2 separate regions of the Homo sapiens genome follow, and region 1 is linked to region 2. A link is a contact called in ENCODE Hi-C or POLR2A ChIA-PET data. All regions are on one chromosome and are shown on one strand. Each heading gives the region's core, a stretch centred on a gene start or an enhancer-like site at or near the end of the contact. The rest is flanking DNA. Distances are from core to core; before and after follow the strand shown.

The links. Hi-C counts contacts between places; a loop is a spot of excess contacts on that map. ChIA-PET counts read pairs that join two places held with the same protein, here RNA polymerase II (POLR2A). Pooled maps may share reads with other maps.
Region 1: a loop to region 2 is called in a map of CD8-positive, alpha-beta T cell, with 3 times the contacts of the local background. The contact joins the promoter of SMYD3 here to the promoter of DESI2 in region 2. A Hi-C loop is called at or near these places in 2 of 168 maps with a recorded cell type or tissue (CD8-positive, alpha-beta T cell and naive thymus-derived CD4-positive, alpha-beta T cell) and 8 of 50 pooled maps. POLR2A ChIA-PET finds 5 or more read pairs at or near these places in 1 of 52 experiments (IMR-90).

Annotation. Positions count from the first base shown.
Region 1 is chr1:246,503,815-246,509,062 of GRCh38, forward strand. It overlaps SMYD3 (SET and MYND domain containing 3), which reads right to left and starts at 3,465. Exons shown (of 12, transcript NM_001167740.2): 1 at 3,240-3,465. The coding sequence starts at 3,403. RefSeq lists enhancers at 2,416-2,916, 2,917-3,417 and silencers at 3,103-3,152, 3,423-3,602, 4,092-4,324.
Region 2 is chr1:244,651,225-244,656,918 of GRCh38, forward strand. DESI2 (desumoylating isopeptidase 2) reads left to right here and starts at 1,902. Exons shown (of 5, transcript NM_016076.5): 1 at 1,902-2,131. The coding sequence starts at 2,090. RefSeq lists enhancers at 573-1,146, 1,406-1,565 and a silencer at 1,646-2,415.

The sequences.
Region 1 (5,248 bases), core at 2,215-4,714, 1.9 Mb after region 2:
TAGCCAGGCGTGGTCTGTAATCCAAGCTATTAAGGAGGCTGAGGCAGGAGAATCGCTTGCACCTGGGAGGCGGAGGTTGTGGTGAGCCAAGATCACACCATTGCACTCCAGCCTGGGCAACAAGAGCAAAACTCCATCTTAAAAAAAAAAAAAAAAAAAAAAAAGTGATTTCAGGTTATAATTTCATTGCCATTTACTCTTTCTACAACTTACATACTTCATTTTCTTTTCCAGGCACAACACGGAAAAACCAGAAGCCATTCCTTAATGAGAGGAAAAAGGTAAGATAAGCCATGAAGCAGGTTCACCTTTCTCCATTAACAAAAACAAGTATACAGAACTAAAGCTACTAATCAAAACAGCTCTAGAGCAAAGGAAATCATGTAAAACTTGGTAACCATTGTTTCTGGAGCCTAAGGAAGTAGAGATGTGCATCCCTTAAGGACATCATGAGGTGATTTCATTGTTGTAGGAACATCATGGTGTATCCTCACACAAACCCAGACTGTACATACAGCCTGCTACACACCTAGGCTAGCAGGTATTGTCTGTACTGCCTACTGCTCTGAGGCTATAAACCTGCACCGCGTGTTACTGTACTGAATACTGTAGGTAACTGTAAAACAATGGTAAGTATTTGTGTATCTAAATGTACCTAAACACAGAAAAAGTACAGTTAAAAAATGATATAATCATACAGGGCCACTGTCATGTATCTGGTCTTTCGCTGACCAAAATGTCGTTATGCAGTGCATGACTGTAATTATCATCAATATCTGTTTTTTTAATTCTATTTTGATTTTTCCTTTCCCATGTAACTGTTAATTGCTACAAACTAACATTTTCATTCCATACTTAATTCAGATGGAAGGCAGCAGAAGGACAGGGGCAGTTAGGAGGAAAATTCTGCCAGACATTCATACTAAAACTAAGGGCTTACTATGTGTTAGACACTGGGGCTACAAAAACTGAAAGATGCACTATTCTTAAAGACTTCACAATGGACAGTGAATAAAGAGAAACAAATTTTACTTACAAGATGACAAGTAATACAGAAACTTATCCCTCAAGGACAGGCATTCAACAGTGGCAGAAAACTGCATCAAACAATGCGCTAACATTTCCCTAACACTATTTTCAGGTTGCAGTGATTCCCAACCAGGCTCTTTGGAACACTATAACCACTAAAATGGGAGTGTTCAAACAGAGCAACTACTACCACAACACAAGTGAACTGTGTATCCTGGCAATCCAAAGTAAGTGCAAATATTTTGTGTCTGTGTAAAATACTAGTAAGTATTTGTCAGTCATTATGAAGAATCTGTTTAGCTTGTTTTGTTTAGATGCTTAGCATTTACTTATATCCCTTTTTCTATGTTTATGTTTGCTGATTTCCCCACTGGATAACTATCGGTGGGAAGTAGAGTGAGCCTGCCTTCTATCTTAAAAGCCAAAAAGGCTAAATACCGTCTCAACCTCCCTCGCGCTAGGGGTGCAGGCAGTGACCTAAGTTTAGCCAATCCAAGACACTCACTGAGGACTTTGAATAAAAGCCAGTATCACAAAGAAGAATGGTTGAGAGAATCACTCTCCAGCAACAGTGAGTTTCCCAAGGAGCAGCAGCAGCAGCAGCACCAGGGTCCAGTGTCTATGGTGTTCGTGGTACCTACTGCAGAATCCAATATTATCAGGCGACAGAAGTGATATACACCCCAGATCCCAGCCCCAGCTACTTTTGCAGTGCAATCCTAACTTGGTTCAGCCGATGCCCAGTCAAGTCTTGGCAGACTTTAAAGCAACACTGAGAACTCCCCCAAAACTCTTTCATTAAATTCCTTTTTTGCTTAAATCCCCAGTTACTGCAAACAGGAAAAATGAATGAGACTAATGAAATAGTATGGTAAATCAACAAGCATCCCACCCACAAAGGGTTTGTGTAGCTTATTTTGGAAATGCACAATTCCGTGTGTCACAAGACTCAACTTCAGCTCTAATGATTCAATTGCCAATTTGTCACCATTTATTCATTCCAAAACTTTTCTGTTCCAAGAACTATCTTGAAAGGAACGAATTGTTTTCAACCACACAGTTTACAAAAACTTCAAGATGCTGCTCTCTCCCGAACAGATGTTTTCGCTGTTATCATTACTTCAGAAAGCAACAGACAAAATTATTATTTGGTAGCTCTAAAATGCAAAGTCATATTCCTGAATTATGAATCAAATGAGAACAAAGTAAGAACAATGGTCAAATTACAGATACGAGTTTTGCACTTACCGTCCCACCTCCACCCACCTAAATCTCAGACTGGCAGGTCTGAAAAGCGGCCATGCACAAAATCATCGCACTCATCTCAAAATAGAACTCTTCTTCCTCGCACACAGAAGCTCAATAATATTTGTTGACTGAATGCAGTTCCTATTATTCATGTATGTTACACATTTCCATAAATTGCTTTCACATAGCACTTTACACCGGCACAGCGCGTCCAGGCTTCCAAAACACCTTCACGTGAATCCCTGCATCTAGAATGGTGGTTAAGAGTTAGACATGCCTGCACAGCCATTAAATGGCACAGCACACGGGGGACCCGTGTCTGATGCTCCCACAGCACATTAATTGCCCCTCTATTTCAGCCCTTCTGGTACACTGTAATTCTCTCTCTCACTTGATCAGCTCTTTGAGGAGGTCCCGTTCCTCTTCGTATCCCCAGGCCACACACAACCCAGACCACAGAGGTGCACCGTAGACATCAAGATTCTTCCACCTGCTGCAAGCCTGATGCTTTACCGGCGGGGCCTCTGCAGGGGAGCCTGATTTATACTCATCCCAGCTCCCACCCAGCCCCACGCCCGCCACGTGTGATTTCCACAGCCGCACCAAGGAAGACTGTCCAGCACACAGACTTTTCGTCTCCCAGCAAAATTATCCCCGGCACAACGCTTCCCCCTCAAGTCTGCCCAATGGCTTTCCCATTTCCACCGCAGCCCAGGTTGGGGGGCAGTGGCTGAGCCTGGGCCCCCTCCCAGCCCCGCTGCGGCAACCTAGGGGGGTGTCCGGGCGGGGCCTGTCAGCAGCGACCCGCCCCCGGGCACACGCGCGTCAGGGGCAGCACCGCCAAGCTGCCTGTGCAGCCCCATCCAGCAGGAGTCCCGCGGCTGCCGGCCGCCCGACGCCCCCCCCTCCCCAGCACCCCACACAGCTCGCGACTCAGGTAGGCGAGGGCGCTCCTTACGCACCCGAGAAGGCAGCGGTCGCAGACGACGCCACGACTCCCCTTGCACACCGTGTACGCCAAGGGATCCGAGCGGAAGAGTAGCTCTCCGGGGCGCAGCGGGGTCACGGCGCGCAGCCCGTTTCCCCTCTTGGCGGTTGCGAACTTTTCCACCTTCAGCGGCTCCATCCTCCCGCAGCTCCGGCACCTCAGACGGCTACCCGCGTCCAGCAGCGGGCGTCTCACGGGCTGCCGGGACCCGCGCGCCTGCGCCCTGCGCGCACACGTACGCCCGAGGGGCGGGGCGGGCGCGGTGGGGCAAGAGCATGCGCAGATGGAGTCTGGAGGGACGGCTGGAGTGGAGTGTGTGGGACCTGAAGGTGGTCGTAAGGCTCCGCGTGCGGCTCGTGCCCATGGCGACTGCGCAGAAGACAGGCGGGGTTTTTTTTCTCCCTCTAACATTGTATTACGATCATTTTAACGCATACGGAACAGTTGAAAACAGTGCAGTGAACACCTATATACCTCCGCCTAAATCAGACAACCTAGCACTTTGCCATTTCTGCTCGTCACTCTCTCCCCACCTGTAGCTATGTATACACGTATTGTCGTTAAACTATTTCAAAGTTGCAGGCATCATGACATCACAACTAGTACTTTGCACTGTAACTTTTTTTTGTTTTAGGACGGAGTCTTGCTCTGTCGCCCAGGCTGGAGTGCAGTGGCGAGATCTCGGCTCACTGCAACCTCTGACCTCCGGGTTCAAGCGATTCTCCTGCCTCAGCCTCCATAGTAGCTGGGACTACAGGCATGTGCAATCCTCCCGCCTGGGCCTCCTGACTAGATGGGACTATAGGCTCACGCCACCATGCCTGGCTAATGCTTTTTACTTTCCTCCAGAGACAGTCTACCTATGTCGCCCAGGCTAGTCGCAAACTCCTGGCCTCAAGTGAACCTGAACCTCCTGCCTCGACCTCTCGAATTGCTGGAATTACAGGTGTGAGCCACCACACCCAGCTTAATTTTCTTTTTTGTTTTTGGGGTTTGTTTTGTTTTGTTTTGTTTTTTGAGACGGAGTCTCATTCTCGCCCAGGCTGGAATGCAGTGGTACGATATTGGCTCACTGCAACCTCTGCCTCCCGGGTTCAAGCGATTCTCCTGCCTCAGCCTCTTGAGTAGCTGGGACTACAGGCGCCTGCCACCACGCCCGGCTAATTTTTGTATTTTTAGTAGAGACGAGGTTTCACCGTGTTAGCCAGGATGGTCTCGATCTAACCTTGTGATCCGCCCGCCTCGGCCTCTCAAAGTGCTGGGATTACAGGCGTGAGCCACCGCGCCCAGCCCACCCGGCCTAAATTTCTTAGTTTGGACAAACGTGCCATGGTAATGCAAAATGTCATTATTAAGGGCAGCTGGATGGAAGGTGTAGGAGTACACTATAGTGCCTTTCAATTTTTCTGTGTATCTAAAGTCATTTCAAAAGTAAACATTTATTTTAAAACATGAAGGTGGTTATGCTTCCATGAGTGTAAAGTACAAAAGGCAGGCTCGTGGTGCTGTCAGAAGTCAGAACACTGGTTTCAGGGCTGGGGGTGTTGGGAGGGGCTGGGCATGGTTGGCTTTGTGATCTGGGGGCTGGTGTGTTCCATCTGTGAATATCTTTTAAGCTGTGCACTTACCAGGGATGTAAGTCATATCTTAATAAATTTTCATAAGTTTGACAAAAAATAAAATGAGGATGGGAAGCTTGTTTGGGTTGTGGGGCCTCGGGTGCTTATCCAGCCATGAGCTGTGTCCCAGATGCTTCTAGAAGCCTGGAGGGAGCTGAGAACATTCCAAGTCGAGGTGGCAGAGCCAAGGCCCTGAGGTGGGAGCGCAATGCTGCACATCCCCAGCTGTGAATGGGGTGTCCTGGTCAGAAGCAGTGCTGTGTGCACTGCAGGGCCGGCAAATCCACGTCCACATTGTGGCTTGGTGCAGTGAAAGCCAATCTCAGCCCCCTCCACAGTGTGATTAGCCTGCCAGCAGGTGGCC
Region 2 (5,694 bases), core at 652-3,151:
CCTAACCAACTCAACATCTAACCCATTAGCAAGTTCCACAGACTTTACTCCAAAATATTTAAACTCTAATTATTTCGGTCTCCACCACTATCAGCCACAACGAAGCCACTTGCTGGCATGCACTTCTGGAACAGCATCCAATTGGTGGACTTGATTAACTTTTGCCACATAACCACCCCCAAAACTTTGTGACTTAAAACATTATTTCTCACATTCTGTGGGTTGGCTGGTCAGTTCGTCCGATCCATGTGGTTGTGGCCAGGGAAGGATAGTCCGGGAGAGCTTCACATGTTCGCAGTTGGTTGGTTGTCAGCTGGATGTGGGCCGTGACTTGACCACGTGTCCCTCATCATCCATCAGGCTAGCCCACACTCATTCCTAAAATGGTGGTCACAGGACTCCCAAGTTCAGCAAGAGGGCAAGCCCCAACTCACAAGTGTTTTTTAAGCCTCTGCTTGCACGATGTTAATGTCCCACGTCCACAGCAAGTCACAGTCCAGTGCAGTCAGTGGGGGTAGACACCACCAAAGAGTATAATTTGGGAGACTGGAAATAATTTGTGGCTATTTTCACAATCTGCCACACTCATCTCCCTATTTCCACCTCCTTTGCCTCTCTGAAATCCATTTTCCACACAGCAACCCAAGTAATCATTTTTAAACACACGCACACTCATTTCACTCCCTGGTCCAAACTTATGGCTTCGTTTAAAATACAACCCCTGTTATGAATTTTAAAATCCTTCCGGGATCTGGCCTCTGCCTACCTGCCCAGCTCATCTAGTACCGTCGACTCCTTGCCTACTGTGTCCCAGCAAGAGTGATCTTTTGTTTCCTTGAATACAGAAAACTCCTTCATGCTTCAGATCTTTGCATTTGTTCCCTTTGACTGAAATACTCCTCCCCCTCATATCTGCGGGGCTGGCTTTGTCATTCACATTTCAGCTTAAAACTCATTACAGCGATCTTCCCCGTGCAGCCAATTTAAGAATGACTTCACCTTACTTAAATTTTCTGCAAAGCACATACCAGTGATATTTTGTATGTCCCTGTTCCTGTTTATCACGGCATTCCCGAGGGCCTACAACACTGCCTGGCACATAGGAAGCACATAACAAACATTTGTTGAATTAATGCAGAGCTGCATACTACGTCCCAGGATTGTGCTAAGCTACGGTTACTGTACCCTTCCCATCTCAGCAGGATAGTTTCACAAAATGTAAATTCCACATTGAGGATTAATTGGATGCACGTTACACCTCATCCCACACCAGTAACTCGTCTTCCTCTATTTCCCCACCACTCCCCTTGCCAAATAAAAGGTGAGGAAGCATTTGGAAAACTTAGGGTCATCACTCTGGTCTTTTGCCACATTTCGCTGGCTTCATCGAGCTCAACGCAACATGAACTACTAACAGCAGCAGCACCTGAGATGAGAGGGTGAATGAAGGTAGGAGATTTCACCGCCCGCGGGCGGCAAGGGATCTGCCGCAGCTCTAAAGCACTGCATGCTGGGAGTTGTAGTCTCCCGGGGAGGCCTGGTCTGGTAGGACCGGGGCCCCCGCGGCATGCAGGGAGTTGTAGTCGAAGGGCTGTTGAGACTCCGCCTCTGCACTTATAGTAGCAAGGGGGAATCCTCACTGCATGCTGGGAACTGTAGTCTTCCTGGGTCCCCGTTCCTCCAGGACGCGGAGGCGCCGGAGTTGCCGCCATTTTAGGTCCCGAGGTGCGCCGGCCGAGAACCAGAGCGCAGGCGGGCTCAGTCCTGGCGCCGGGCCGGCCCCGCCCCCGGGGCGCCTGGCGCCCGCCCCTTGCTCAAGCCCCGCCTTTCCCCACGTGTCTGCCGCCTAGGGGAGGTGCCTCATCCGGAGCGGGCCGCCAACGGTCCGGCCCCGTCCGCACAGACGCTCCTGTCGGCGGCGCCCGGGAGCGGCTCGGCTGCCCGATGCTTCCGCCCCGGCTGCCGCGGGCCGGGCTGTACGCTTAGTGCCCGGCTCAGGCCCCCTGAAGCGCCCGCGGGGGTGAGAGCGGCCTCCGGCCCCGCGGAGACGGAGCGGCTTGAGGACGAGGCGGCGGCCGCGGGGAGGAGGATGGGGGCTAACCAGTTAGTGGTGCTCAACGTGTACGACATGGTGAGTGCGGCCCCTGGCGGCCCCGAGCCCTGGCCCAGGCCGGCTTCCTCTCGCCCGTGGGGCTCGGACCCCGGCCCCAGGCGCTTCCTGCCTGGCGTCTCCGCCTCCAGCCTAGTTCTCGGGGGAAGCCGGGGGTGAAGGAGGGAGTATTGTTATTTTTTAATCCTCGCACTCGTCGACGCTCCGGTGAACCCAGTCAGCCCGAGGGTTTTGGCCAAAGCTCGGGTGGGCTTGAACCTCTCCCATCCGCTCAGCTTGGACCCGACCCCGGCTCTGGGCCCGACCCCTTGGCCGACGTGCAGTGTCCTTTCGGCAAAGCTTCCGTTGCGTTTCCAACCCCACTTGCCGGCCCCCGGGGCTGCCCCGGGACCCCCGTCCCGACCGCCTGCGCTCCCAGCTCCTCTGCTTCTGCCGAACTGTCCGTCTCTCTCCATGGCTACGTCTTCAGAAACTCCCAAGCCCCTCTAAGTCCAGAAGGTCACAGCTTTCGGGTGCCTGTGCTAGAATCTCTTCAAAGGTGAACAGGAGCCAACACACCCTTTCCTTGTGTGTTAAAGGCAACCTCGTTAAAATATGAATGAGGCTAACATTTCTCAAGAAAATAGCCCAGCTGAATTATTTAGAGATCCTGGTGGTGCTCCTTTCCTACACTCTGAAGACCACTTTCCAGGTGATGCAACAGGTGACGTGACCACGGGAGAGGGAAGGGAAGAAGTTGTTTATTGTATCATCTAACTTTGGAGTATGGCAAGCACGCAGAATCGAGTCCAAGAACTGGTTTGCCTGATTTTTGCAGTGAAATGCCCCCAGAAAAAAGCACCCGGTAGAGAATTGTCGTTGCAGTTAGATGCATGTTTGGGTGTGTTTGCTTGCTTTGTTCTGTAGAATGGGTTTTTGTTCTGTAGACTGGATTAGTACCTCTGACTGCAGTGCTTAAAATTCCTTGTAAGTTGACTGACAAATGAAAAATTGCCCGTCGTTATTTTTGTTGGCTTAAAGATGCAGGAGAGCAGAAATACTACAGGCCAAGAGTCTTATACAGTTCTAAACTTTGTATTCCCTTGTATTATTTATAAGTTTCTAAATTTACAGTGTTATTATATCTTGGGTAGAGTGGGATTTCTCATGCCATATCTGGGAATTGTGTCAGAAGGGTGTAGGAACTGCCTGCCACTTGAGATGAGTCCTCTGTTGAATTCTGATGTGAGCCTGGAGATGAAAGGAGATGAGTTAACATGCTGAGAAAAGTGGAACAGGACAGAAAAAGTTGAAGAGGAGAATAAGCCAAACAAAAGATCCTAGAAAACCATGGCACTTTGTAAGTTCTGTGGCCTGTGTCACTGGTTGAGAAATAATTCTCTGGATTTAAACTTTTTGTGTTCAGCTGAACACCTTTATCTTTCAAGACTCTTAACTGCCCTTTTACTTTCTCTGTGCACATCCCCCTAATCTGAATTTGGTTTGTTTTTTATTCATGAGGGCTATTACTGTCTTTCAGAATATATTCTGCTCTTGAGATCACAGTGTGCCTTTTCTCCTAGATTATTAAACAAACCCGTATTTAAATTAGGAGTATACAGTGGCCAGAAGCCATGGTTTCAGAGCCTAAAAGAATTTGTGAGAATAGAGGAAGAGAGTTTTACCTTTTATATGAAAACGAAAATGCATGTTTTGGCATATAGTGGGCTTCTTTACACTTGAGGCATTCTGTGATACAGGAAAATCTGCAAATTGTGGTCGATTGGGAAAAGCTAGAGATGGTATTCAGTATTTTCGAAGGGAGGACTGTTCTGAACGATGTTAAAATATTGACTAATGAGCGAGATCTTATTCTTCACATCAAGTTTGTAAAATAGGTAGTTAGAGAAGCAGCAGACAGGGGAGAGAGTAAGTGATCTGCCTAAACAACTAAAAATACAATCTAGAATTTGTAGACCAAAATCTGATTCACTATCTTCTCTACTAATTCCTGCACTTATGTCTTTATATTGCTTTTGCCTGTGAACAGGAGATGAAGCATATGAATGTTTATCGGAATGATAAATAGTTGAATTATTAGACTTTTAATAAACTTGGTCTTATATGTTCTTTTGAGGGCTTTGAGTGTTTTATGTCACTAATTCAGCAACCTACCATTACTTATTATTTTTGACCTGGTAGAAGCCACAAGGATGAGTTAACTGTCCTTTCTTCTTTAAGGAATTTAGAGTATTGTAGAGGAGATACACAACAGTGGCAACAATTCAAGACAGAATAGCATGGTTTTGATAAGAGCAGACAAGGATGCAAAGGAGGAGACTATGTAGTTGTAGGATCAGGGAATGCTGAAAAATCAAAGGTATGAAACTTGAAGAATGGGTAGCATCCACAAGGACAGAGAACAATTGACGTGAACAAAATGGCAGGAATAGGGAAAGCGCAGGTGGGATTTGGGAACTATCAGCTGGTCCAGTATAACTAGAGTAGAGCATAAATGAAAGGAGACAAAACTGAAAGTTTGATTAGAACTTCTTTAGTCAGATGTGTTGTGGGCTTGGGTGAAGGGCTGAGGGGGCTCCTTGAGCCAGCAGAACCATTTAAGGTTTTCATGGAGGGGAACAGTGTGATCAGTTGTTTAGATTGAGATACAAATTTTGGTCTGTTATACTAATTTTTCTCAAGTCAGTTTTGGTTTTTGAAATATTTTTGTTTGATGCCAAGGGTAAATTCCTTTTATCTTTGGTAATTCTTCCTATTCATCAGAGATGCTTTGGATGAGGGTTGCTGTTGTCTGTATAGGCCTAGTACATCAGCTGTCTGGTTCCAACTCTGTAAATATGAAAATCAACCTTAGGGATGCCCTTATAATCATGGTTATAGGGACCTCTTGCCATGTGTCCTTGTGTCTCTTTGTTAGATTGTCACCCGTTCCAGTTCTGATTGTATTTTTCTATTTTCTAGATTGGGCTGCTGCGGATCATTTCTTTTCTTCCATAACTCTGCCGTATGCATGAAAATAATTCTATTGGGGGTCACCAGTATTAACTTCCTTCTCATGGAAGAAGAGTGTGATCCTCAGAAGGTTACTTAATTATGCATAGTGTTCCTATTGCTTGCTGCCTTATCAGTGATTATGTTCCTCTGTGTACTTTGGAGTAATCTACCACCAATAAAAACGTCCTGGAGCTACTTTCTGAGTCGTGGGAATGAGCTTGTTCACGTATTCCTAATTGACTGGCACACATAGCAAAGCAGGTGACTCAGATTAGTTTCAAATACTGAGACAAATCTCTGGTGTAGTCATTTTAAGTCTTCATTTTTCATAGATCCAGATTTTGTGCTTTTCAGGTTATCTTGACTAATGAATTTTTATAAAATAAAAATATGCAGGTATTTGATAATGTTTGCAAATTCATTGTGTTAACAAGTTTCTACCAGTTTTATTTATTTATTTTATTTATTTGTTTTCTCACTCTGTCACCCAGGCTGGAGTGCAGTGGTGCGATCTCGGCTCACAGCAACCTCTGCCTCCCCAGTTCAAGTGATTCTCCCGCCTCAGCCTGCCAAGTAGCTGGGATTACAGG